4 separate regions of the Homo sapiens genome follow, and all the other regions are linked to region 2. Evidence: read pairs that join two places in POLR2A ChIA-PET (ENCODE). Cell type or tissue: MCF 10A. All regions are shown on one strand. Each heading gives the region's core, and the rest is flanking DNA. Links, peaks and the distances in the headings are about the cores only.

Region 1 (7,760 bases), core at 2,142-6,141, 91 kb after region 2:
AGAGCTCAAATGATTTCCCCCTATAACCCACTGTCAAATAAGCAGGGGCAAGCTTCAGTTTAAGTGAAAACTAGGGGTTGATTTATAGAAATTATTTCTAAATGCAATGACTACAAGAGTCACTTCCAACATAAAGTATATCATTAAAAAAATTAAATTGGTAATTTCTTTTAGTATCTGTACTATGTTGTGATGTAAGGTTTTATCTCACCCTCCTACCCTCCCCAAACCTGCTCCCGTCCAGTCTTTCCCATCACAGTAAGTGGCAACTCCAGTCATCTCAGTTGCTGCTCAGGTCAGAAACCCTGAAGTCACCCTTCACTCCACGCAATCTCATCTCTTCCCTTAGAATGTGCAACCACTTCTCTCATGTCTGCCACCATCCTATACCAAGCCATCAGCGTCTCTTGCTTGGGTTTACTTCAATGAACATACCCACTGGTCTCCCACCCTTGCTTCCTGATCAATTCTCCACAGAGGCCAGAGTAATCCTTTTAAAACAGAAGTCAGATCATATCACTCCCCTGCCAAAACCCTCCCACAGCCGTACACTATCTGATTGCATCTACTACTTTCTCCCTTGATGATGATGTCTCAGCCCTGTTTCTGGAAGATGTCACGTACACTCCTGCCTCAGGGCTTTGCAACTGCTGGTTGTTCTGCCTGGCATGTTCTTCCTTCTTGTTATGCAAACAATTCACCTTCTTCAAGTATTTGCTCAAATATCAGCCCTCAGTAAGGCCTTTCCAAGAACCCTATTTTAAACTGCAAACTCTTTCATCTATAGGCGCCCTCTCATCTCTGCATTATTTCTCTCCATAGAATTTATCACCTGCTGATACACTGCTTTTTACTTACTTTGGTTAATGTCTTATCTTCCTATCAAAATGTAAACTACTCAAAGGTAGTAATTTTTGTCTAGTTTGTTTTCTGCTGTATCCCCAGCAACTAAAATACTCAAATTTTTGATGAATGAATGAATATGCCAAATGATTGAATTGTAAAAAACTTTATGAACTGAGAGGTCCTAACTCCAAAAAGAACATTAAAGACGAAGTGTAAGAGCATTACAAATGATCGCCAATACACACAAAGGCAGAGTTGCAGTGAAAATCAACAGCCAGCTGAACTGTGGGTGAAATTCCCTTTATATAAACATGGCCTTATAATCAGATGACCTCAGATGGGTCTCTGGTGTGTACAAAGAAAGCAAAACCAATTTTCCCATGAGTGCCTCTGGACACTCATGTAAGAGTTACAGATGTTGACTACATTTAAACATTTATCATGCTTCCAAAAACATATTTGTAAGAGAAAAAAATATAAAAATAAAAATGTACAAAGTTCTTTATTAAAATAATAGCTTAAATAAATCCTCTGTCAACACCAGACAGAGTCAGTGACTGGATCTAGACTCTAGAGCTTAGAGCTTTTTACATAGTTACATGAAAACATTTGAATCCGTCTTCACAGACAGTGCCACGATGACAATCTGGTTAAAACCAATAAGCCATCTTCCAGATGCAGCTTAAGAGTTCAGGCGAGAAAAGGAACTGAGGAAAATGACTGTACATAATATGGTTCTCATTCTATTTGCCTTTTTTCGTCTTGGCTGTCTTCTCCTTTCTTTTTTTCACATGTTTAGGAATTTTGTTTTTTCTTTTCTCTCTCTGGGCTTCCTTGACCATCTTTTTTCTTTCCTGTAAAAAACAAACAAAAAAGCCAACTTTCATTCATTTGGAGTATGCATTTTTTGTTTTTGTTTTTTGTTTTTTGTTTTTTAGACAGGGTCTTGCTCTGTCGCCCAGGCTGGAGTCAGTGGCGTGACCATGGTTCACTTCAGCCTCCACCTCCTGGGCTCAAGCAATCCTCCCACCTCAGCCTCCTGGGTAGCTGGGACAACAGGTGTGCACCACCACACCTGGCTAGGTTTTTTTGGGGTATTTTTTGGTAGAGATGGGGCTTCGCCAGATTGCACAGGCTGGTCTCGACCTCCTGGGCTCAAGTGATCCACCCACCTTGATCTCCCAAAATGCTGAGATTACAGGCATGAGCCACTGCACCCACCTGGAGTATTATTATGATTATAACTAAATAAAATACACACATAGAAGAATAAAAGTGAGTGTAATGTAAAGAAAAGAAAAGAAAATGATTATGGGTTGGTGGAGGAACTTGGGGTGAAAACTGTCTTTCAGTTTTTTCTTTTTAGAGACAGGGACTCACTCTGTCACCCAGGCAGGAGGGCAGTGGCATGACCATTGTGCACTGCAGCCTCAAGCTCCTGGGCTCAAGCAATCCTCTTGCCTCAACCTCCCCAGTAGCTGAGACTACAGGCATGAGCCACCATAACCGGCCTTGAGCTTCCTCTTTTTTTTTTTTTTTTTGAGACGGAGTCTCTGTCGCCCAGGCTGGCATGCAGTGGCGTGATCTCGGCTCACTGCAAGCTCCGCCTCCTGGGTTCACGCCATTCTCCTGCCTCAGCCTCCCAAGGAGCTGGGACTACAGGCGCCTGCCACCACGCCCGGCTAATTTTTTGTATTTTTAGTAGAGATAGGGTTTCACCATGTTAGCCAGGATGGTCTCGATCTCCTGACCTCGTGATCCACCTGCCTTGGCCTCCCAAAGTGATGGGATTACAGGCGTGAGCCACCGCGCCCAGCTGAGCTTCCTTAATAGAAATGTGAAGACAGCCAAACAGAAATATCCCTAAGAATGTTATTAAATGTTTGCAAATACTTTTCTTTACAAGTTCCATATTCTAACAGAAATAGACATTGGAAAGAGACAAAATATGTGTTTCTAGTAGACATATGAGAAAATATGCTAGCAGCTGAGTATGTCCCTCAGAAGTCTTGGGACCCACATTGTATAAGGTTTAAAGGATTAGACTAAGATGGAATAATAATAGTCACATAGCACTCAGTCAGCAGTGTCTCTATGTCTATGGCTAGGGATTAAAGAAATACAAGAGTCCCTTCTTATCCATGGGGGATATGTTCCAAGACTCCCAGTGGATGCTTAAGACTGTGGATAGTGCCAAACCCTATATATACTATGCTTCTACCTATACATACGTACCTATGATGAGGTTTAATTTATAAATTAGGCACAGTAAGAGATAATAACTAATAACAGAATGGTAACAATATACTATAGTAAAAGTTATTTGAATGTGGTCTCTCTCTCCAAATATCCCACAGTATCATACTCATGTGACAGTAGCTTCTTCATTGGCAGATGCAGCCTCTCTGGTAATTTTTCTATTTTTTAGTCCAAACCTATTCCTGAATCTGTGTAACTATTCCTTACAGTAAATGGCCTGGTGGCACTCATTTCAGGGGAACCCTTGCTGAAACCTTTGAAACCTTCGTATAGGCTCAGTGCTTTCTGGTGCAACATGGTGCCATCAACTGGAAGATGTTTTTGTTTACGTCTTTCACCCACAAATTTCATGCCTTTTCCATCTTAACTAAGCAGTTATCACATGCTATGGTCCTAAGTTTTGCAGTTTGGGGTGAGACAGCAAAACCAGCACAAACATCTTTTTCCTTCTCCACAATGTCACGGATAAAAGATTCTCACCAGCAACTTCAGCATATGATTCTTTTCCTTTTATTTATTTTTTTGAGACAGAATCTCACTCTGTCACCCAGGCTGGCGTGCAGTGGCATGATCAGCTCACTAGAACCTCAAACTTCTGGACTCAAGGGATCCTCTTGCCTTAGCCTCCCAAGTATTTGGGACTACAGGTGCTCATCACCAATGTTTTAATAGAGACGGGGTATCACTCTATTGCCCAGACTGGTCTGGAGTGATCCGCCCTCCTTGGCCTCCCAAAGTGCTAGGATTACAGGCATGAGTTCCTTGTTAAGTCAAGAATGGTCACCTTTCCACTTAAAGGAAGCATTTTATGGCTTCTCTAAAGCATACCTGAAATTCCAACATCACTACTCCTGTAATTTACGGTCATTATTAAGCAAAGTAAGGGTTACTTGCACACAAGCACCACAACATCACAGCAGCTGAACTGATAGCCAAGAAGGCTACTAAGTGACTAACGGGTGGGGAGTGTCGACAGTGTGAAGACGCTGGACCACGTGATGATTCACATTCCAGGCAGGATGGAGGAGGACAGCATGAATTTCATCACACTACTTAGGACGGTGAGCAATTTAAAACTTATAAATTGTTTACTTCTGGAATTTTCCATTTAATATTTGCAAACCAAGGCTGACTGCAGGGAACTGAAACAGTAGAAACTGAAAGCATGGATGGGGGGACTATTATATGGTCTTTCAGATTCCAGAAACATCAAGCTGGGCTATAAATCCCCCTGAAATGGCTCTTCAGTATTTACCCTGGGTCAACTCTAACATCACTTGTACTTCATGTGAAATGTACTGAATTTAGTGCGTGCTCTCTCTAGGCAATGCCCAAGGTGCTCTGATGAGCAGCCCAATCTCAAGATAATGTTACCACCAAAAGTCAAGTTCACACTTAGGTATTAAAACTGTAATTAGAGGTACTTATCAATAATGTTTTCAGCCATCATAATCTAGCTAGATCCTTGAGCAAAGAGAAATAAGAGCGGCTGTGCTCCCACACTAAAGAAAAGGGGAAGGTATTTCATTGCTTACTTTTTTATCAATGTCAGGGTCCGTGGTGTGTTTCTTGGGGCGGGCATGGTCTCCCTGCTCTTCAGAGTCTGTGTCAGAGCACTCAGAGCTTCCAATATCTTCTGAATCAGAACAAGTCCTTTCCTCCACTTGATTTTCTAGGAGTGCAGGGACCTTGAAATTATTAAAGAACCATGTTATTCTAAACAACACACAAACCAAGTTATGTGTTGTTGTTAAATGTGTTAATGCCAGAATTCAGATTTTAGGCTCGCAAATATATGTTAAAAACTAACATCCTGTACTGAAACATCAAAACACCAGAATGAACATCAGGAGGGAAACATGAAAGTAGCCACTCCAAGTAAGGCTCCAGAACATACTCAAATGAAGGAACCAGGGCTTTACTGCGTGACCTAGATCAACAACAGAGCTGTTCTCCTTCTTTCAGCTAATCAGGAGCATTTAGTTGGGATTGGGAAAGAGGCAAAATATACATAGAGGTAGAAAATGAAGATTTATATGGATAACTTCACAGCTGTTTTCCTGTGAACCACATTTCTAGCAATAAACTAATCCAATTGGGAGGGAAAACAATATGTGAAGAAGAGAAATTTTCATTACTTCCTGAAATTCAGCAGTTGTCTAATACAGCGCTTCCTAGCAGTTTTTAAGAGTGAGGTTTCCCTTTTATAAGAAAAAAACAGATCTTTAGAAGTCAATTGTACAACAAGATTTTCTAGCTTGCTGCAATAAAATCTTCATGCTCTGGAATCCAAAGCATAACTTCCTTATGACACCTGTTATTATAACTCAGAAATGCAAAATACCAGAATTCCCCTAATTCAATTCTTTCCACAGAAAAGACATGATTTTAAGAAAGCAAACTGTGATCCTTTATTTAAGTCTTCAATTAGGAAGATTTAAAAAAATAAAGACTGCTTTTATGACTGCCTAAGTTAGAATTACTTAATCCCTGCCCTTCTAAAATGTAAAACAAAACAAGATTGTTTTAAGAAAAAAGAACATCACAGGAATCCAGCACAGCAGGACTTGCTGAACTCATGAGATTGTTCTTTAACAAGTAATACCCTGGTAGGAGACTACATTCCAAAGTTCTCCTAAGCTGGTTGTAAAACCATCAAGAAGCACAATGGCTATCATTAAGAGCTCCACAAATGACGACCAGGATACAAAAAGATAAATACCTCACCTGCAATCACTGAACAATTCAGAGACAGAAAGAAAAATAAATTAATTTCCAAATTTCAGTGCTGTGTTTAGAAAGAACACAAAAATGGCATTTCTGAAGATGTCCACAGACTTTGAAAGCAATTATAACATTTTAACAATATAAAATAACATTTAGTTCTAATAATATTAAATAATAATAAAAAACAGTATGACTAGAGTTTATATCCTTTAAAACTGTTTTCACATAAACAAACAGTAACACATGTTCTTCATACCTTCTGAACTCCTGACAAATCTTTCTTCAATCCTGTAACAGTCTGGTATAGAATCTTATAACCAAAATGAAAAAAAAAAAATAAGGATCAACATAAAACTAGACAATGAAATATGCATATTGCACTATTAAGAACAATGTGGGTTAAATAATGTCTCCTATGATTATAAAAAGGTATCTAAAATTAATCTCACTGTAACACAGGAAGTTTATAATATTGATATTATTTCTGTCTACCAGATCTACTGGCCAAATCCAACCAGCCACCTGGTAGTTGTTTTTTTTTTTTTTTGAGACGGAGTCTTGCTTTGTGGCCTAGGCTGGAGTGCAGTGGCGCGATCTTGGCTCACTGCAACCTCCACCACCTGGGGTTCAGGAGATTCTCCTGCCTCAGCCTCCTGAGTAGCAGGGATTACAGCTGCCACGATGCCCAGCTAATTTTTATATTTTTAGTAGAGACGAGGTTTCACCATGTTGGCCAGGCTGGTCTCGAACTCCTGACTTCAGGTGATCCACCCACCTCGGCCTCCCAAAGTGCTGAGATTACAGGTGTGAGCCTCCGTACTGGGCCTTTTTTTTTTTTGAGACAGAGTTCCGCTCTGTAGCCTAGGCTAAAGTCCAATGGCGCAATCTCAGCTCACCGCAGCCTCCGCCTCCCGGGTTCAAGTGATTCTCGTGCCTCAGCCTCCCCAGTAGCTTGGATTACAGGAGCACGCCACCATGCCTGGCTAATTTTTGTATTTTTAGTAGAGACAGGGTTTCACCATGTTGGCCAGGTTGGTCTCGAACTCCTGACCTCAAGTGATCCGCCCACCTTAGCCTCCCAAAGGGCTGGGATTACAGGTGTGAGCCACTGCGCCCAGCCTACCTGGTAGTTTTTACAGATAAACATTTGCAATCAATTTGAAGATAGCAAACACAAACTTTGAGCCCCAATTAAGTGAAATATTATCTGCCCCACATCAAATAATTCCACTCTTCTTTAGTATACTTGTATTACACAAAAGTGTATTCAACTATTATTAAAGTATTTCTAATTTCACGAATAAAAATTGAGGGTGAATTTTTTTCTCTCTTGTTACATAAGGACCTACGTAATCACCTCAATTTTGTTTCTTGGCTTGCAAAGCCTAAAATATTTACTATCTGACCCTTCACCAAAAAGAAATTGTTCCTGAATGATGTATGTTAAAGAAATATATGTTAATGGACCTAATATAATAACCATTAATAGCCTAGACTTCTATCTGAATCTTGTTTCTACAATTACAGCTTGTTGGATTCATTCAAATGTGTTACCTCCTCTCATAAATTCCAAATAATTCCCTTTGCGTTCAATGTGCACACAAGTTAACACAGATAGAGTTAGTCATTTCACTAGCTCAGAAGCCAATATTCAAGATTAGGGGAACTTAAAAGGCCCAGATAGGTTTGGGACAGTCCCCTACTACTTTTGAAGAGCTGCTTGCTATATACAAACCAAGCTACTTACATTATCTTGTTGGGCATTCATGGCCATGTCCTCTTCCTTCAATTTCATAATTATGTCCATATCCCTCTCATAATTTTTCACTTCATTCAAGGTTCTAGGAATATATGCTCGCTTAAACACCTAACAGAGAGGAAAAGCAAAATCAAAACTGTTATTCATACACTTCTCACATTCACACAGC
Region 2 (7,760 bases), core at 2,151-6,150:
CTCATGTCCCCTGGGGAGTAGAGAGGGAGGGGCAAAATCACCCCGGTTTGAGAACCACTGTTCTGGAAATATTCACTGGCATTGCAACCCCACACATTCACATTTTGCCATATTGCATCCTTAACTATTGTTTCAAAGATTTCAAGGCCACGTATTAGGTGTTCCCAGTATTGTTTCTCTGTTTTTCTCCCTGTCCTTGCCTTTTGTGCCCTCATTGGATGAACTCCCCAGGAAATATCCTGAAGGTGACATGCTGAATGCTGCAGCCGGGAGCACGGAAATGGCTTTGGAGGATCCATGTATCCCAGGGTGGGACCCTGGGGGATGCAGGCATACTCTACCATCACCACTGCCTTATCTGCAGAGCTGGCTTGCTCCTGCGGGCCTTCCTCTTAAGTTTATGTGGACACCATAGCACCGCTGACATTATTCTGGTAGTTCCTTGTAGAAAACAAATGTCTCATCTTTGATGGTGTTGATAAACATAAAACACCTGTGCTCCAAGTGCAGTTTGTCTGAGGACAAAGGCAGGACTCTGATATACAGAATAAGCGACGAAGACAGGTTAAGAATGCTGACTAGAGATAGTAGCTTGTTTTTGCTCCACTTATATGTAGGTCTCAATGATGCATGTATTGATGGATGTGAATATGTGGCAGAAAATTGTTTCCATTTTTTGGATCCAGTTTAAAAAGATAAATTAGATAAGACTGCCCATGGAGAGCTTCTAGTTGACTTTCAACCATGATGTCCGATGATTCAATAATAGTAATGGCTAACACTTTTTTTTTTTTAAGAGATGAGATCTTGCTATATTTGCCAGGCTGGTTTTGAACTCCTGGGCTCAAGTGATCCTCCCTCCTCAGCCTCCCAAAGTACTGGGATTATAGGTGTAAGCCACCGCACCCAGCCACTAACACTTATTGAGCACATACTGTGTGCCAAAACTGTACCAAGGGCTTTACTTGACTGTCTCATTTTAACCTTACAGCAGGTTTAAGAAGTACATGTCATTATCATCTCCATTTTACAGATAACCAAACAGACTCATATTGATCAAGTTACTTTTCTGAGCTTATATTTCTTTTTTTTCTTTTTCTTTTTTCTTTGTTTCTTTCTTTCTCTTTCTCTTTCTTTTTCCTTTTTTTTTTTTTTTTTTTGTGAGACAGAGTCTCGCTCTATTGCTCAGGCTGGAGTGCAATGGCACGATCTTGGCTCACCGCAACCTCTGCTTCCCAGGTTCAAACAATTCTTGTGTCTCAGCCTCCCGAGTAGCTGGGATCACAGGCATGTACCACCACACCCAACTAATTTTTGTATTTTTAGTAGAGAGGGGTTTTCACCATGTTGGCCAAGGCTGGTCTTGAACTCCTGGCCTCAAGCAATCCACCTGCCTTGGCCTTCCAAAGTGCTGCGGTTATAGATGTGAGCCACCACTTCTATAATCACATCTATCTATAACCACACGAGCCCGGCCTGAGCTCGTATTTCTTATAAAGACACAAAATAGAGATTGAAGGCCCAGCGCAGTGGCTGGTGCCTGTAATTCCAGCGCTTTCAGAGACTGAGGCAGGAGAATTGCTCGAGGCCTGGAGTTTGAGACCAGCCTGGGCAACATAATGAAACTCTGTCTCTATTAAAAAATTTTTTAAAATTAGCTGGGTGCGGTGGCATGTGCCTGTACTCCTAGCTACTTGGGAGGCTGAGGTGGGAGGATCCCTTGAGCCAGGAGGTTGAGGCTACAGTGAGCCATGATCGTGCCAGTGCACAACAGCCTGGGTGACAGAGTGAGACCTTGTCTCAAAAAAAAAAAAAAAAAAAAGAGAGTTTTTTTTTTTCCAGGGAGTTTGTCTCCAACGTTTTTGGTTATTGTCGTTCTTATGTATATGTGTAGAATATTTTCCAAATTGTGGTAAAAGACACATTCACAGAAATCTTAACCGTTTTTAAGTGTACAGTTCACTGACATTAAGCACATTCACACATTGTGCAGCCGTCACCACCGTCCATCTCCAGAACATTTTCATCTTTCCAAACTGAAGCTCTGTACCTGTTAAACAATAACTCCCATTCCCCTCCCCCACTCTAGCCTTTGGTAACCCACATTCTACTTTCTCTCTCTATGAATCTGACTCCTCTAGGTATCTCAAATAAATGGAATCATCCAGTATTTGTTTTTCTGTGTCTGGCTTATTTTTACTAAGCGTAATGTCCTCGAGGTTCATCCTTGTTGTTGCATGTGCCAGAATTTCCTTCCTATTTAAGGCTGAATAATATTCCATTGTATGGACAGGCCACATTGTGTTTGTCCATTCATCCATCATCATGGGTTACTCAGTTGCTTCTGCCTTTTGGCTATCACAAATAATATTTCCATGAACACTGGTGTACAAATATACCTTCAAGATCCTGTTTTCTTTTCTTTTCTTTTTTGTTTTTCGAGACAGAGTCTTGCTCTGTCGCCCAGGCTGGAGTGCAGTGGCGCGATCTCAGCTCACTGCAACCTCCCATGCCTGGGTTCAAGTGATTGTCCTCCCTCAGCCTCCCGAGTAGCTGGGATTACAGGCACGTGCCACCACGGCTGGCTAATTTATTTTTGAGACAGAGTTTCACTCTTGTTGCCCAGGCTGGAGTGCAATGGCACGATCTGGGCTCACCGCAACCTCAGCCTCCCGGGTTCAAGCAATTCTTCTGCCTCAGCCTCCCTAGTAGCTGGGATTTCAGGCATGTGCCACCATATCCAGCTAATTTTGTATTTTTAGTAGAGACGGGATTTCACCATGTTGGCCAGGCTAGTCTCAAACTCCTGACCTCAAATGATTCACTCACCTCGGCCTCCCAAAGTGCTGGGATTACAGGCATGAGCCACTTCGCCTGGCCGCCTAGCTAATTTTTGTATTTTTTAGTAGAGACAGGGTTTCACCGTGTTGGCCAGGCTGGTCTTGAACTCATGACCTCAAGTGATCCGCCTGCCTCGGCCTCCCAAAGTGCTGGAATTATAAGCGTGAGCCACTGTGCCTAGCCAAGACTCTGTTTTCAGTTCTCCTGGATGTAACCCCAGTGGTGAGATTGCTGGATCATATGGTAATCGTCTGTGTAGTTTTTTTGAGGGACTCCCATACTGTTTTCCACACCGGCTACACCATTTCACATTCCACCAACAATGCACAAGGGTTCTAATTTCTCCACACCCTCACCCACCATTATTATTTTGTTTGTTTCTGTTTTCTTTTTTTTTTTTAAGTACAATTTCCATTTAATTTTTTTCCAGAGAATAGTTCGTCTTCAGTCTTTAAGGACTCAGCTCTTTACATGGACTTTGCTGGCAGTTGTGGGGCAGCACCCGCAGGTCTAAACGGGGTGGGGGTGTTCGGTCCTTGCGGGCTTCATGAGATCGATTCCTGACTACTTTGCTGTGAATTGCACAACTCACACAGTAACGTAGCTTTACATACAGCTCGGGAAGCACATAGACATCGAAGACGCTCGCTTCAGAAATGTCCCTGACTGCTGCGGTCTCCACTATGTTTCGAGAGACGAATTTCTTAATGGGTTTGTCCTTGGGCACACATAGGGCACAGTTTGTGCAGCGAATAGGCTATACGTGGCCGCGGCTCTTTTTGGCACAATTATTGTTCCTTCTTTTCTTCATCATCTTGAAGACACGGACCAGAGAGAGGAGTTGTTTCTGTTTTCAATAGTTGCCAACCTTATGGCTGTAAAGTGTGTCCCTAAGACTTTGAAATTAGTTATATGCCAAGTCTTTCCCTTCTAGACCTTTTCTTCTTAATTCAATAGCAACACACACACTCAATGGAAAGATCTTGATCATAATATGGCAGCTCATGAGGATTCATGCTCATTACACTCTTCACTGTCCTTGCTGGTCAGTTCTTTGGTAAGCTGGTAAGGTGGTTGGTTGGGAAGGCAGGAATGGATAATATAAAACTACCTTCTCTCTCTAGTCCCGAGCCCTGGGGATGTGAAAGCACACTTCTTCCTCTTTTCTCCCTCTTCTATACTTTTAGGGGGTCTCTCTAAGCATTTAGGAAACATGTTGAAAAGAAACACGTCACATTACAGAAAAGATCAGCCTATTCTGATTCCATTAATTTTAATGGGAATGATCTTTCAGGAAACCTGTTCTGACTTGATCAAGGGCGCTTGGTCTAGGCAGATTCTCCACCTGGCATTCAGAACTTGACAAAAGGTGTGGCTGCTGAAGCAGAGAGGAATGACTCACACCTGCCCACGACTCAGCAGGGGCCCTACCCAAGGCGGGTCCCTTTCTCCTCCTTCTCCCTGTTTTTCCTCTGTCTGCTTCAAGCTCTCAGGCCTTCTCTGCTTCCAGGCACCCTGGGAAACAGTGGCTGAAATAACACAGGAATGAATCATCCCCACCTGACCAAAAGAAGGGAAGGCAGGAGCAGCTCTTGATTGAGTGAGTTTCAAGGCCCGAGTTCCCCAACTCACAGCCACGACAGCGTCAGAGCAGCTTCTGCTTCCACGGCATCTGGCTCCGAATCTGGACCAAAGCCAGCTTTCATTAGGATGCCAGTGCACGGAGGCAGCAAGCGAATGCTGTTAATTAGGTTTGGGGTGTATCCTGGCAATTTAAAGAATCACCCAGTGTTGCAATCATAGAACTGTGGCATTTTAGGGCTGAAACGGATTTCACATATACAATGTCATAGAACTTCAGAATTTAAATAACTGGCTCACCAGAGCCAATGGCTTCATTTTCAGGATATTTTCAAGCCGGTTTACTTCAAATTGGTAGTTTGAAATGGGCCTTTAGTGGGATTATTTACACCACAGAAACTGACAAACACTACAAATCAGGCTTATCTCCCCTCCCACTTCACTAAGAGCTGATTGTTAAAAAATGTACTAGCCCATCATTGACCTTGTCCAAATCCTTCATTTATAGATGAGAAAACCTCAGCCTAGAGACAGGAAATGACTTACCCAGGGTCATGCTATTAATTAGCAGCAGAATTTAGAATCCAAATCTTTTGCGTTCTTTTTTTTTTTTTTTGATACAGAGTCTCACTCTGTTACCCAGGCTGGAGTGCAGTGGTGCAATCTCAGCTCACTGCAACCACTGCCTCCTGGGTTCAAGCGACTCTCCTGCCTCAACTTCCCATGTAGCTGGGATTACAGGCACCCGCCACCACACCCAGCTAATTTTTGTATTTTTAGTAAAGACAAGGTTTCACCATGTTGGCCAGGCTGGTCTTGAACTCCTGACCTCAAGTGATCCACCTGCCTCAGCCTCCCAAAGTCCTAGACATGAACCACTGCGCCTGGCCTTTTGCATTCTATTTCAATGAGTGGATGCTGAAAGCATAGTCTGGTCACACCAGCCTAGAATCCTGTCAAAAAACAGAAGCAGGAGGATGTTATTGCACTATTAATAGGGAGTGAGGGACAAATAATTCCTCTGAAAATAGGTTCTCAGGGGAAAGAGACTGACTGCTATTAAACCCCTCCTGAAATTCCCTCTCATAGTTTAAGCTGAATATGGGGCAATGTTCTTACTATACTTAGGTGGAATGCAACAGGGAGATGCAGACACAATCGTGTATTTGTAATATCCTCAACAATTAGAGGCTTCTTTGCCCTTGAGGGGAAAAGTGGCATGCCCTGTAGGCTGGGGTCAACAGCGTGACCACAAGTAAGAAGAAACAAACTAGACTGGAAATACGTCATTTAGAATGGGTTATTGGACTCGCTCTATTGTCTTTGTGATAAATGTGAATTCAACACGAAAGCAAATTAACTTTGATGCTCGCATTTTCCCCCACAGTGTGATTTTTCTGTACTTGCACAGCTGAGCTCAAAGTTCTGGTTAGGACTTTTACAGGAGGATAAAAGTCAGGAAAGCATGGACACTTATAAATTAGAGCAGCATGCATGGTGGCTCACGCCTGGAATCCCAGCACTTTGGGAGGCCAAGGCAGGAGAATCACTTAAGGCCAGGAGTTTGAGGGCCAGCCTGGGCACCATAGTAAGACCCCATCTCTACAAAAAACTTGAAGGCTAGCCAGGTATGGTGGCTCAAGCCTGTAGTCTCAGCTACTGGGGAGGCTGAGGCAGAAGGATCACTGGAGCCCCGATTGAGCCATAGCACTCCAGCCTGGACAACAGAGCGAGACTGTCACCAAAAGAAAAAAAAAAATTAAAATGTAAGACAGGCAAGGCAAGGAAAGGATGGATGGAAGAGATGGAAACTCTAGTTAGAGGGTGCATTCCACCTTCTTAGGGTGGCTCTGGGGAGCCAGTATGAACCAGTTCCAGGACAATACCAGATAGGATCAATACCACATGTTATTTAAATTCTGAAGTTCTATGACATTGTATATGTGAAATCCGTTTCAGCCCTAAAATGCCACAATTCTATGGTTGCAACACTGGGTGATTCTTTAAATTGCCAGGATACACCCCAAACCTAAGTCAGAGGGTGCAGCCACAAGAGCTGACTCTCGGAAAGGTAAAGGGACAGCCCCACCCCACAGAGGGCAGCGAGCCTGCGGGGAATGATGGGGCCTCTGCTTCCATGTGGTTGAATCACCTGGACTAGTGAGACCTGAACAGGAGCTGGAGTGGCCAGGTTGCATGGGATGCAGGAGAAGGGAGGAATGGGCCAGATCTCTCCAGTGGGGCTATCCACGCCACAGCCTCCACACTCACGCTATAACCGTCTGCAGTTTGTCTGGTCCAACCTGCCCTACGATGAGTGAGCTCTGCCGAAAGCCACCAGCGTCCTTCTCGTCCTTTCCTAGAGGCTCATCTCAGTCCCAGCCTCCTCCACCGCGGCAGTGTTTGCTACACCTGGCTCCAAGGGAGAGCACTGCCTCCTTTCCCGCATGCCCCAGCTGCACCGCATGACTCGGTCCGTTACACACTGCAGTGCTGGTAGCTCTTTAGCCTATCACTGGGCTCTTGGCCCTGCTTGTAGTCACTGTCTCCTGGGAAGAGTGACAGGATTCCTGGTGTCCCTGACCAGGACAAGGGGTCATTCATGCTGGGCAAAGGAAGAGGGAGGCCAGGCCTGGACAGGCTGCCGTCTTGCCCAGATGCAAATGCCAGTTGTCAGAGCAGGGGCCCCTATGTGATGGGAGCAGAAAGAGGCCAGCGAGTGGAAGCCACCCCCTGAAGCAGGGAGCCCAGCCAAGAACTCCAAGGGGCCATACCAACTTCGGGCTGGGGTGTGAGGAACTCTGCTCCCTTTTGGAGGGAAACCCACGAGCCCCATAGAGTACCATGGCTGTGCTGGCAATGAGAACTGTATAGCCTGCAGATCTGATGTTTACTGTATTCTTTTGCTCTCTGTTGGCAATACTTAGAAAAGTCTTTGAAAGTTCCAGCATCTAACAGTAAGAGGGGAAAAAGAGGGAAAGGGTTGTATCTACTCTTGGCCAAAATACTAAAGCAGCAGCAGCTTGCTAAATAGTTAAGGTCCTGGTTTTTGTTTTTTTGTTGTTTGTTTTGTTTTGTTCTTGGGATGGAGTTTCACTCTTTTTGCCCAGGCTGGAGTGCAGTGGCATGATCTCGGCTCACCGCAACCTCCGCCTCCGGGGTTCAAGTGATTCTCCTGACTCAGCCTCCTGAGTAGCTGGGATTACAGGCATGCGCCACCACGCCTGGCTAATTTTCTATTTTTAGTAGAAACGGGGTTTCTCCATGTTGGTCAGGTTGGTCTTGAACTCCTGACTTCAGGTGATCCGCCCGCCTCGGCCTCTCAAAGTGCTAGGATT
Region 3 (6,978 bases), core at 2,979-6,978, 78 kb before region 2:
TGCTGGGATTACAGACGTGAGCCACCGCGCCCAGCCCGGTATCCTTACTTTTTATTTGCATTTCCATAGTTAGCTGGTTGGTCTGGAAAAATGTGAGACTATTTCTGATGTGACATGACTCCTGATAAAAAGTTCTAGTGTATATTTCCCTGTTTGTATATGTGAACCAAATTAAAACTTAGCCCACGTCAAACATATCCTCTCTTCAGGATACAGCCCCATGTCATCTCAGAGCTTCATGACAACATTGGCACAAGCCTGGAGGGAGTAGGAAAGATTTGTCAATTGACTGTACTCTCTAGTTACTGTTTCAGCCCGAGGAACTGCTCTACACTGATGCTGCTGATCTGTTTTGATATCACTTTCCTGGAGTGGTCTCCAGACTCCTGTTCTAGGCTAGGCCTCTGTTATGGATTGGATTGAGTCCCTCAAAAATGCCTATGTTGAAGTACCAACCCACAATGTGACTGTATAAGGAGATAGAGCCCTAAGAGGTAATTAAAGTTAAATGAGGTCATAAAGGAGGGGTGGGTACTCTAATCAGATAAGACTGATAGCCACCCATGAGCCAGGTTTCACTAGAAACCAGCCCTGCCTGCATCTTGAGCTTGTACTTTTAGCTTCCAGAACTGTGAGAAAATACACTTCCGTTTAAGCCGCTCACAGTCTGTGGCATCTTGTTATGGCAGGGTGAGGTGACTAATATAGTCTCCCAGCTCTAGCATAAGGAATTTCCTTCATTTTTCCCAATACAGCATTTACCACATTTTCTTCTTCCTTTTGGATTATGAGGGCTCTTTTTCACCATGTATTTCTAGCACAGACTCCATGGCTTCTGGCACAATGCATGGCACGCGAACTCAGTATTTAATGCATAAAATTAATTTCAACTCCTCCAAATTAGGAGAGGGAGTAAGGAAGAAGAGGTGAAATAAGGAAGAAAAGAGTGCTGTGGAGGAAAAATAGCCCATGCAATGAGAATGGAGGTGACTTTCACCCTAAGTACCAAAAGCCCCCAATAATTAATCTAATCTTGATTTTTGTTCTATACAATTAGCATGTTTTCCTATTTTCTATCTGTACTATAAAATTTGTATTAATATATACTGCTGACATTTGAAAGTTGTCCCACTGATTGCTTTATCTGTTTCTGTCCCCACCCATATTGCCAATGCTTTGTTGTCGGGGGCTTGTAAATTCTACTCAGTCTTCATAGTACCTAACCCAATACTAGACATGGTGGGTATTCAGTGAAGTCATGTTAATCTAATGACAAATGTGTGAATTTCAGTAGTTTCTCTTTGATCCAAAGGAATAGGCTTATACTTCCTTGTCCTTCAACAGAGAGCCAAGAACTCTTCAGAAATCATTTTCATGGGTTCCAGGACAATTCTTTCCTCTTACGGGACAAAGTGAAACACTATCTATTTTGAGGATACCCAAAAAGCATCTTAGCAACTTCATGTTTTTTCAATGCTATGATGATGACTTTTGCCAATGCTACTTGGTACTCAATGTCCAGAATAAACTAGAACAGGTTATTGACCTCCAGGCTGGCCTCTTTACACAGGCCTTCTTTCCAAGGACTCCATCGGGTACATGACAGGCATCTGAGAAGTACCGAAAGGACTAACTTCAAAAGACCACCTTCTAGTAAGAATTCAGAACCAAATAGTTTTTTAATGGTATTTCTTCACAGGTATTTAGTAAACAAATATTTTTAGACCTATGATAAAAATATGCTAAATGTTTATACATGCTTATAAACATATTAAATTAAAACACAAACACTTCAAAAGTCTAAAAGTTTATTGCCAGAATAGCAAACTTCATAAAGACACCTTAAAGTACATCGAATATGACAAGCAAAATAAACAGAAAACTTTGACCAAAGAAAAGATTGCCGCTGTCATGCACAGTCAAATTAATACCAAACCAAACAAGTACATCGAAGAGTATATGGGTTATACAATCCACACTCTGAAACTAAAGGAGACTCATTCCAAAATGCTTGGTTTTGGGTTGGGGGTTTGAGAGGGGGGCTGGTGCTGGGAGGGTAATTTTCTCCTAATACAGAATATGGAAATATTTAGATGAGAAGCAGAATGACTAAAATATCAGTGATCCATTTAATTTTTATCTCCAAGAATAGAAAACTGTATTATAGGCTTCCAAAATTAAAGAATTGATCAAAAATCGAAACACAGAAGAGAAGAAACAAATCCTAAGTTCGATTTGTGCTATTGTTACAACTGATTAGCACTTCAGACGCACTGCATCCAAGTGTACTGCTTATTTAAGATGAGCTAAGAAGATAAAAAGCCAGAACAGCCTTTACTATTTGATTTCAATCATGGCTATATTTTCTGTAAGCATAGAATGTCCTATCACTCTACTGCAAGCACCGGGATTTTCTTTTCTATTATTTAATAAAGTGGAAATTCATATAAATGAAGTCAAGGTATAGCAACCACTCCCAACTGACTACTAGTGCCCAATAGAACTACTGCTAAATGAGTAGGAATAAGAGTAGGAAGAATTCCCTGTGGCGTCAAAGCTTCCTCTCCGGGACCCACTGCGGGACCCGGAGCGAGATCCGGAGCGAGATCCCGAGCGGGAGCCGGAGCGGGACCCCGGAGCCGAAGACATGTTGTAAGGGCTGGGTAAGCCCTTGGACGACACGGAGGCGGCTTCCAGAAGGCGCAGCCCAGTGATATCTTCTACCATGGAGCGATTTATGGCATCCTTATAGGATATTTTTAATTTGGTTTTGGGGCAGGTCAGGATTTTGGCATAGCTGCTGGTGTCTTGCAGCCTCTGTGCGGCGCGGCCATCTATGAACCCCTTCCGGATGGCTTCTTCGGTGCTTATCCTCCCATGCACTTCCGGGTCAACAAGACCTCCCGTGAGGTACTGGAACTCCAGGAAGCGCTGGCCAGCCTCATACGGGAGCCATTTTTCTTTCACTGCCTCTGCTGCTGACATCTTCTTCTTTCCCTTCACACCCTCGAAGCCTATGAAGGCTTTCTGAGCAGGCTTCAGCCTGGTGGCCATGTCTTGGTCAATCACACCCTGGGAGACTGCGTCCTGAAGTGACAGCTTCTGGCCCGTGGTTGGGTGGATGATGCCACCTGTGCAGGCCTGAGCCTCCAGAAGCCTCTGACCCGTGATGCTGTCAACGATGCCCCGCTCTATACCTTCTGTAATGGAGATTTTCTCCAGGTTTTCTGTGTCAAAGATGGCTGCAATGGGGCTCGATTCTTCCAGGGTGTCTGAAAAAGAGCTGCTCCTTATGGTTAAATTCCTGACGCTGGATATGGTGGAAATCTTACTTACTGATTCATGTCGGGAGCTGCTAAAAACATCATCGCTGACACCACTGCCCATGCTGCTGCTGGTGCCGACACCATTTTTCAAGGAGATCATGTCAGCAAATTGAGTGAGGCTGAGGCTGCCGGATCGGTACTGATCAAAGAACTTCCTGTCAACAAGGCCCTTGTCAATAGCATCTTGAATATCATACTGACTGCCTGTCTTTCTATCTACCAGGACCACCCTGGTGGAGCCATCTGATCCCGTGATGGTTATTTCTTCCCATTCACATTCCTGCTCACACAGTTCTTTGAAGGTTTCATAATCAATTAGGCCCTTCTTGTAGGCCTCCTGAACAGACATTTCTTTATTGGTTTCTGGGTCAACTATGACCACTCTACGCTTCCTGAGGGTATTCTTTTGTGATGTCTGCACCTGTTTCTTCTTTTCTTTCAGAGGCAGAAGACAGAGCCCTGTTTCCTCATCCTTAATGCATCTTTCTTTTAGTTGCAGATAGGTAAGATTTTCTTCAGTGTTGGGGTCAAAAAATCCTTTGGTATCATCACTTGGATCTGAGAGAATCTCACTGAGTTCCTCATTGAAATAGCCCCTCTTATATGCTATGTCAACTGGTAAACGATGGCTCTCCTTTGGGTCAATGATCCCCCCGGTTGCGATCTGTGCTTCTAATAAGCGAATACCGTGGCCCTTTTCGATGAGTTCCTTATTCATGGCTTGGAACAAAGAGATGATGTTTCCTGTTTCAGGATCATTATACCCAGTGACAGCTCGTTCTGCAGACAGGAGCTTCTCTTTGAACTCAATGCCCACCAGACCTCTCTTGTAGGCTTCCTCCACTGGTAACCTCAAGTTGCTAACAGGATCCACTATAAAGCCAGTAGCTGCTTGGGCTTCCAGCAACTCCAGAGCAGTACCAGGTCGGACTAAGCCAATTTTCATGGCCTCATAAATGCCAAGCTTCTGTTTTGTGGTCTCATTGTATATGCCTGCTATGCAGCTTGAACCCTGGAGGAAGTCCTTAATTCTCTCACCAACCTCGTCATAAGAAATCTGACCAGATTCCAGTTCATTGACAGTGGACGGTCTCAATATACCAGAATCTACTAGCTCAGTGACGGTCACAGGTTGTCTGATTCCTTGGAAGGACATGCTTCTCTTCTGTACTGAAAGCAAGAGCAGACCAGTATGTGGTTCGATTCTGCACCGTTCCTTCAGCTGCACGTAACTGACCTTCTTTTTGGTGACTGGATCCACAAAGTTTTTCTGACTATCTCGGGGATCATTCAGGGATCGATACAAATCTCTATCAATCAGCCCCCGGGCCAAGGCGACATCTTTTGGCAAAAAGACACTGTTCACAGGGTCTACTACACCCCCTGAAGCAATCTGGGCTTCCAGCAGGCGCATTCCGGTTTCTCTATCAATCAAATTTTTCTTGATGGCTTCTGAAACAGATACTGTCTTGCCTGAAAATGGATCATCAAAACCAGTGATAGCTTTTTCTGCTGCATATATCTGCTGACGGTCATCGAAGTCAATGAGGTCCCGAGCTATGGCACTGTCGACAGTCAGCTTCTCATTCCGATGGGGATCAATTATACCACCTGTAGCTGCCTGGGCCTCCAGAAGCATGACTGTGGATTCTGGGCTGATTAATTTCTTTCTCTTGGCCTCTACCAAAGAGTATTTTTCCTTAGGAGAAGCAGATGCTCCAGCGATAGATCCTGCACCCCGAAGGAATGGCTGGATTTCAGAAGCAACTTCTTCCACTGACTTCTTCCCCTTCAATAGTTTGTCCAAGGTTGTTTTGTCGATCAGCTGACACTCATAGAGCTGCATTGCTGTCACCTTCTTCCTCAGCCCATCAAACACCAGCTTGGAGGTGTCAACGGTCCACTCACACTCAGTCTGGGTCTCTCGATGGGACCCATATGGGCGCTGTCTGAGTTTATCAATCTCCCTCTGATATCGGGAGCGTTCTGTTTCTAACTGTGACTGTGTCTCCCTGGTAGAATCCTCCAGCTTACGCCTGCACCTCTCTTCAATTCTCTTGATCTCTGCTTGGAGTCTTTCGATCTCACTCCTAAGACTGTTCTTCTCTCTCTCACTCTTTTCTCTTTCCGATTCTATCTTCCTAATAGCCTCCTCCTTGCGGGAATATTGAGTCTTCCACTGATTCAGGTCATTCTGAATTTGCTGTTTCTCACACTCCAGGCGCTGTTTCACCCTGGTTTCTGCCTCTAGAGTTGATTTTGCACGATTCAGCTCATCCTCCAGCCTCTGCAGCCTTGCCTTGTCTTGCTCCAGGACTTTGATTTTCACCAGAAGGCTCTCTCTTTCCTGTACCACCTGAGTACACTGATTCTTTGATTCCTGAATCCTATTAGATGCCTGGAATTGAAGAAGAAAGAAATGGGAAAAAATAATGTTTTGAATCATATCATATTACTATCACGACTTAACTTTCTTTTGTGTATCTATCTTTAAAAAAAAAAGCCTTGCTTATTTTTTCTTTCTATATTGTCCCTGGATACACTGTGAGCTTGTTATTTTACAAATTTGTGGGAAAAATTCTGTATATGTTGCCACTTCAATAAATGGCTTCATACTTACTATTTTTTTCTATAGAAGGAACTGTAAGTTGCAGACCTGTCTTACTCTTAACAATAATTATGCTTTGAAAAAATGTGGGGAGTTTTGTTTCAGGTTATCATACCTGCTACACCTACATCTCACCTGTTACAGCTAGATGAACATACTTAATGAAGCAATACAAATATATGAAGATATATATTATATAAAATATATATTATAGATAAATATATATTATGTAATTATATAATTATATATATAATATATAGATATACACACACACACACACACACACACACACCAACCCAGCCACACACAAATATTGTCTGTAGAAGTTAAATAAGTTATTTTTAAATTAAGGGTTAGGAGAAGGAAAGTCAAACAAAAGGAAACACACTAGGGCCATGATCAAAAGCGAACACTAAATAATCCATGCAAAAAAATCATCTAAGCAGGCAAAAGAAAAAGTGTTTTAAAAATTGCATAGGGAAACACTTTAGTATGGCTTCTATTTAAGAAAATTTTCATTACAAATGTATGTCATAGCTCACTAAATAAGAGCTAACTTCTAAGAAGTAGAATGGAACATTCGGAGGAAGTTATACATGTATTAGTGTTCTTAAAAGCAGGGCCAAACACAGGCTACCCAGAGATCAGCATTTGATGCAATTAAAGAACAGCAGGGCACACAGCATTGAAATTATTTTAAAGCAGTTACCTGGATTATGACAGGAAGTAGTAGAGCAATAAAAAGAAAAATTAGATTTTCTATAAGCATCTATTTAAGCAGAAAGAGCACAGTTCAGATGAGATAATAATGTGATGAATAATTTGAGAAACAGTGAAGCTGTGATCAAGTATTTGTGAATACCTCTAAAGCCTGCTTTTGGAATTTCTCAATTTCCTGTCTCAAATTTTCCCTCTCTCTCTGTAAATCATTAATCAGCCCCTGCAGTTCCAGGGTCCGGTTGTTGCTGATCTGCAGCTGGCTCCTTAGTTCCAAGATGGTTGCATTTTTATCACTGTCCGCTTCGCTTCGTCCTCTCCTCAGGT
Region 4 (5,463 bases), core at 580-4,579, 63 kb before region 2:
AGTGATTTGGGATTTATGACTGCCCCACAATGCAATCAAGAAGAGTTGGCCAAAAAATGCCACCCACTAGATGGGACTCAAAGCAACACTCATCACAGGCTCATTAAGATATAAAAGGTCTTTTAGGTTTTAGACATTGTTCCCAAGAGCCACAGGAATGGGTTGCTAATTTTTTTTTTTTTTTTTTGCCTACAGAATATTTTTCTTCAACGAAATATTATTCAGAAGCCCTAAATGTAAAGCAGAGCCCAGCAAAGCTGCTCCAACTACAAAGAGAAAAAGGGCTCGGGGGACCCCAAAAGGTACTTTCTGTGCCCCTCTCCTCACTTCCATCCCTGTCACTCCTAAAGGATCTCCCTCTCCTGCTAGGATTCTTCAGACCATGATCTGAAAACAACTGATTTAGAGTAAGTAATGCTTTGGGTGCTCTTCCAAGAATTCTATCCCACCTTTTACTTTTGTGATACCCAGTTAATCCTTTATGACCTAACTTTCCATTACATCAAAGGAGCATAGGGTCCAGAATCTTACAGGAGTGCATGACTTTTCCACAGGCACTTCTGGCTTGCTTGTCAGGCCACCTGAATTAGTATTGCTTCTTTCTCTCATAATCAGCCATATGCTAATCCCTCCTGTTCTCTATTGGACAGACCAGAACCTCTAAGGAGGGCTGAGCTGACTTGCTTGACGAGACACAAAAGCACTGCTACACAGCAAGAAGGTTGAACTGTTGGACACAGGCACTGCGGGGGGCAGCGCTGCCCTCCCTCCAGGCAGCCTAAGTGGCCCTGAGGACATACCTTGGCGATTGTCATGGCCCTGATCTTCTCTATGTCAATCATGCAGTAGTGCCAGGACACCAGGCTCTTCATGTTGATGTAGAGCTGGTTCCACAGAGCCAAGATGGCTTCGTAGTACTGCTCAATCCTAAGAGGCACAAAGGGAAAACATGCTAGAGCCAGGCTTTCACACTTCATCCCAAATGGGAAACCTGGACACGCTCACACCACTGCACAAAAACCTACAACAGTCACTGATAAAGTAACAGGTAGAGGTATAACTTTGAAAACAGTTCATGGATTTGGATTCATTTACTCCCCAAAAGTACATTCTGAATTATCTACATTATTGGCTGACATATATACTACAACTTTTTGTTGTTGTCTTGTTTTTCGGCAACTTTGTAATTGACAGAGGTCTAAGGCAGGATGGCAGGTGCATTAGATGCCAATGACCCAAAGCTTGGTCATGAGCACACAGCAGCTTACTACACTACTCTCCCTATTCAGTGTGTGGTTGAAGATTTCGATACTAAATGGTTTAAAGGAATCTGCCATGGACAACCTGTTAAACGAATGTTCTTCCTACAATGAGTGAATATTGATATTAAAGGCATTTTATATTTGTAGCTACATGTATAACAACTGATTTTCTAAGAAAAGGAGAACCTTAAAATGATGCCTTTGAAGTGCATGACAAGTATTATTCACTCTGGCCCCACTACAGTCAGACATTCCTTTTTTTTTTTTGAGATGGAGTTTTGCTCTCGTTGCCCAGGCTGGAGTGCAGTGGCACGATCTCAGCTCACTGCAACCTCCCCCTCCCAGGTTCAAGCAATTCTCCTGCCTCAACCTCCCGAGTAGCTGGGATTACAGGCATGTACCACCACACCTGGCTAATTTTATATTTTTAGTAGAGACAGAGTTTCTCCATGTTGGTCAGGCTGGTCTCAAACTCCTAACCTCAGGTGATCCGCCCACCTCGGTCTCCCCAAGTGCTGGGATTACAGGCATAAGCCACCACACCCGGCCAGATATTCCCTTTTATTCTTCAATAACGACTGTCTATTCAACATAAAATTGCAAGACAAAGTGAAGGTGACCTTCACAAGGTTCCTTTTTTTAGAAGGTGTTTATTATGGCAAGGCATCGTGTGTCTAAGCTTCAGGTATAAACACCTGCCCTCTTCCTCTGCCCTCACATTCATGCGTGCATGCGTGGCTTTGGGAACTTGGATGACTTACTTGCAAGAGAGGTCCACGGCCAGTGGGTTCGGAGGAGGGATGATCAGCCCCACAGAGGGAACAAGCATGTCAACGCCTCCCGGGCCCGTCACGTACCACTTGCTGCGCTCGTTGTTGTCCTTCAGGATACACTCATCCCCCTTATGCACGATTTTCTGTAAGGCAAGCAACCCCAGGGTTTGGCTTTATTCATAAGTATGTGTTTTTATTTTTTTTCTCAATGATGGAAACAGAGATGAACACATGCGAATTATTAAAGCTTTTACGTTTTTCCCCTCAAATGAAGCTGATCATCATACAACCCAACAATACCGATGCTTTAAATAATACATGTGAGCCTAAAAGGTATACATGAAGTGAGCTACATTTTATTTATTTATTTGGTCTCACTGTGTCACCCATAGTGAGAGACATTCACTTTATATGCAACATAAAAGCATCATTTCTCATTTCTTTTATCAGAAATTTAAAGATGAGAGTGATCACAGACAACTTTGACATACTAGAAGAAAAGTATTAAGCCTTGCGAATTTTTAAAAGTTCTAAAAATAACTACTGTCCTTGTTATTGACAACTACCATATGATTCAGAACAGAGCTGCTGCTTTTGTTCCATAGCTGCTGATTTCATAGATCAAAGACATTGACTGTGGTGATTATTGAACTCTAGATTAAATGTTGCTTTCTTGATGGACAAAAATTTGTGTGTAAAGACAGGGAAAACTTTTGTATCATTCTAAATGAGTACACACCTGATCTTGTTTGTAGTCACAGAGAGCTCTGAGAATAATGGGTTTATTGCTTCTGTAGTCTGGGTTACGAGGCTTCAGCTGTACAATCTTCTTAGACTTGTTTACCAAGTTCTGCACCTGACGCTTGTATTCAAGGATTTTCTCTCGTTCTTTCTGCAATGGTGAATAAAATCATACTTAAACATAGATACCCTGTGAGTTTTAGAGGAGATTTTCAACCTGCATTAATGTAGCTACATGACACACTGAGTATCACTGCAGTTGCATCAATTGTAAAAAATCACAAATTCGTCGGCAGGAAACATGAGAACCTTTCATGACAACACTCTCCAGAAGCTATGCAGGCAGGAATTAAGTGGGCAGGGAAGAACATCCTTGTGTGAAAGGGCTATGCTGATAAAATTTGAAGTATGCGTTCCCAAAGGAATTGTCATGTGAAGTAATGTTCTCTCTGTTCTTATTTTCAACCAATTGCCCAGACTGAAGCAAAAGTAACTGTCAAGAGTAGTTGGGCATGTAAAGAAGTTAATTTTGAGAAAAGCCACTGGAAGCTGAAGAAAATGCTTGCTTGGCTCTGGGCGTGCATTGTACAATAATACTAATCAGAGCCAACTGCATCCAAGGCATGTGTTTTATCTCCCTGATCAGGCACAGCTGCTGAGGTTCTGGGTCTGAGACGATACCTCCAGCTCCTTGATCTGTTCCAGCAGGTGCTGCAGGGGCATGTTCTTGTCGCAGGGGTACTTCTTCCTGATGGAGTCCTGGAGCCCCTTCAGGTATGCTTCAGTAGACTGCGCCTCTTCAAAAAACTGTGAAGGATGAGAGTGATCAGTGAATGAACAGCAACTCAATGAGCAATTTCATCTAGTAGTTCTGTTTCAAGGATTGTCATCCCTAAACATCTCTTTGACAGGTGGCTAAAGGAAAAAATTCGTGCAGAAAGTATTTAGGTATGTGGCAGCGGGAAACTATTTGTAGGACTGATGGCAAGGTTGCAAATCTATGCTACTCTGCACTCAAAATCAATGAAGAGGATTTATGCAACATTTTGAAGATTATTTTCAGTGCTTTATAAAACACACTCAAAAGATTAGGTATTAAGACCTAAATAACAACAAAATTATCACTAAATATAAAAACCTGAAAGTAGGCAGCATTTTCTTTCAGATGAACATCAATGCACTTGGTGATCTGAAGAATCCAACTCCACTGCGTCTGCAGAGTGTCCATATAGGCCTGAAACAAGAAAATGTCAGCTGTCTTAGCCTAGCTCAGTTGTACAGATGCATGAACACCAAGAGATAGGTGAGCCTGCATGAAAGCTAGTAAGCAGTTTTTATCTCATTCTAAGTCAAGCAGATATTTTTCTAAAAGTTGGAAAGAGAATTTCTCACCATATATCTCTTGGTATGGTCAAAACTAAATTTTAAAATCAGCTTTCACAAATAGACACCATGAGGAGTCTTAGTCAAAATATGTATCACCCAAATAGCAGAGATACTGACCAATCAGAACTGTCACTGGGGCTAGCACTGGAGTGGCATCCCTTTGCCACACCGAGCCCTGTTCCTGGAGGATTGCTGAATCATGGGGAGGTTCGAGGCATCCAAGCAAAGGGCTTAGGGGGCTCAAGACAGTGATTCTTACCAACTGATATGGAACTTTCTGTGTTTTTTAACAAGCAGTATGGCCATACCAGTGGTACCAGCTAATGTCAGCCTTGAGCGTGGCCCAAAGATGGCAGTCTAGGGCAGCGGTCACCAAACTATAGCTCAAGGGCCACATGTGGCCCACTTCTATTTGTAAATAAAGTTTTATTGGAATACAGGCACACTCATTCATTTACACAGTGTCTATGCCTCCTTCTGCACTATAATAGCAGGGTTAAGTAATTGTAACAGAGACCAAATGGCCTGAAAGTCTAAAATACTGATTGTCTGGTCCTTTCCTGAAAAGAGTTTGCCAACCCCTGGTGTAGGGTATTGATCCCAAAATAGAAAATAAAGTTGGCACGGCTTTAAGTCATATAAGAATTACTCATTTGGTTAGTCTTACTTTATGAAAAGTTTTTTTTTTTCTAACAAAAATATAAACCTCATGAAGCCTACCTCAATTTTGTCTGAAGCTGGATGCTGATTGAGGACAAGTTGGTCACTTTCTTGTTTCAGCTTATTGAGCTCTTTTTCTTTAACTTCCAGTTGACTCATGCGTATCTGTGAATGAAGAAATAAGAAATCCTTTGCAGCAAGTCATCATTAAACTTCCATCACCCCCACAGTACTTTTTAAAAGTGAAATACAAAACTGCATTTTGGAAATGAACAATGCCAAAGAATCACGCTGTTTTCCTCAAGAATCACAGCATTTTTAAGGCTGAAAAGGATGTTTGCTACAGGAGAGGATGTGGCAGAGGCTTACTCAAGATGACACAGGAGGAAAGAAGAGCTACATCCATCCTGAGGTTTTCTAATCCCAGGCTTCCACCCACCCTCCTGCAGTGCCACACACATCCTGGGTTATCTGAACGTACCAGTTCTTATCCTCTCTAAACAAACTACGGTCTTCTGGGATATTAAACAAGGTATTGCCCCTCTTTTTCTTTTTAACTTTTATTTTAAGTTCAGGGATACATGTGCAGGTTTGTTACACAGGTAAACTTGTATCACAGGGATTTGTTGTACAGGTTATTT

The links. ChIA-PET counts read pairs that join two places held together with the same protein. Peaks named below come from ENCODE experiments on the same cell type or tissue, not always from the same donor. Only the 100,000 strongest peaks of a DNase experiment are listed, where the experiment ranks them.
Region 1: POLR2A ChIA-PET joins it to region 2 with 6 read pairs; 3 of 35 experiments call an interaction of 5 or more read pairs at or near these places.
Region 3: POLR2A ChIA-PET joins it to region 2 with 5 read pairs; 4 of 35 experiments call an interaction of 5 or more read pairs at or near these places.
Region 4: POLR2A ChIA-PET joins it to region 2 with 5 read pairs; 2 of 35 experiments call an interaction of 5 or more read pairs at or near these places.

The regions. Positions count from the first base shown.
Region 1 is chr6:7,411,271-7,419,030 of GRCh38, reverse strand. RIOK1 (RIO kinase 1) reads right to left here. Exons shown (of 17, transcript NM_031480.3): 14 at 7,580-7,699; 15 at 6,089-6,142; 16 at 4,641-4,793; 17 at 994-1,700. The coding sequence ends at 1,590. Among named protein-coding and RNA genes, the nearest start is that of RIOK1, 25 kb to the right of the region's middle. RefSeq lists an enhancer at 5,368-6,138. In MCF 10A, for the core only: no CTCF peak of the experiment used is centred there; a DNase peak (open chromatin) is centred at 4,090.
Region 2 is chr6:7,502,098-7,509,857 of GRCh38, reverse strand. It overlaps the pseudogene RPS26P29. Among named protein-coding and RNA genes, the nearest start is that of DSP, 36 kb to the left of the region's middle. RefSeq lists an enhancer at 3,629-4,828. In MCF 10A, for the core only: no CTCF peak of the experiment used is centred there; a DNase peak (open chromatin) is centred at 4,367.
Region 3 is chr6:7,581,388-7,588,365 of GRCh38, reverse strand. DSP (desmoplakin) reads right to left here. Exons shown (of 24, transcript NM_004415.4): 23 at 6,797-6,978; 24 at 1,652-5,724. The coding sequence ends at 2,488. Among named protein-coding and RNA genes, the nearest start is that of SNRNP48, 5.3 kb to the left of the region's middle. In MCF 10A, for the core only: no CTCF peak of the experiment used is centred there; no DNase peak of the experiment used is centred there.
Region 4 is chr6:7,565,901-7,571,363 of GRCh38, reverse strand. DSP (desmoplakin) reads right to left here. Exons shown (of 24, transcript NM_004415.4): 8 at 4,883-4,987; 9 at 3,915-4,010; 10 at 3,458-3,583; 11 at 2,775-2,927; 12 at 2,024-2,178; 13 at 801-927. Among named protein-coding and RNA genes, the nearest start is that of SNRNP48, 22 kb to the left of the region's middle. In MCF 10A, for the core only: no CTCF peak of the experiment used is centred there; no DNase peak of the experiment used is centred there.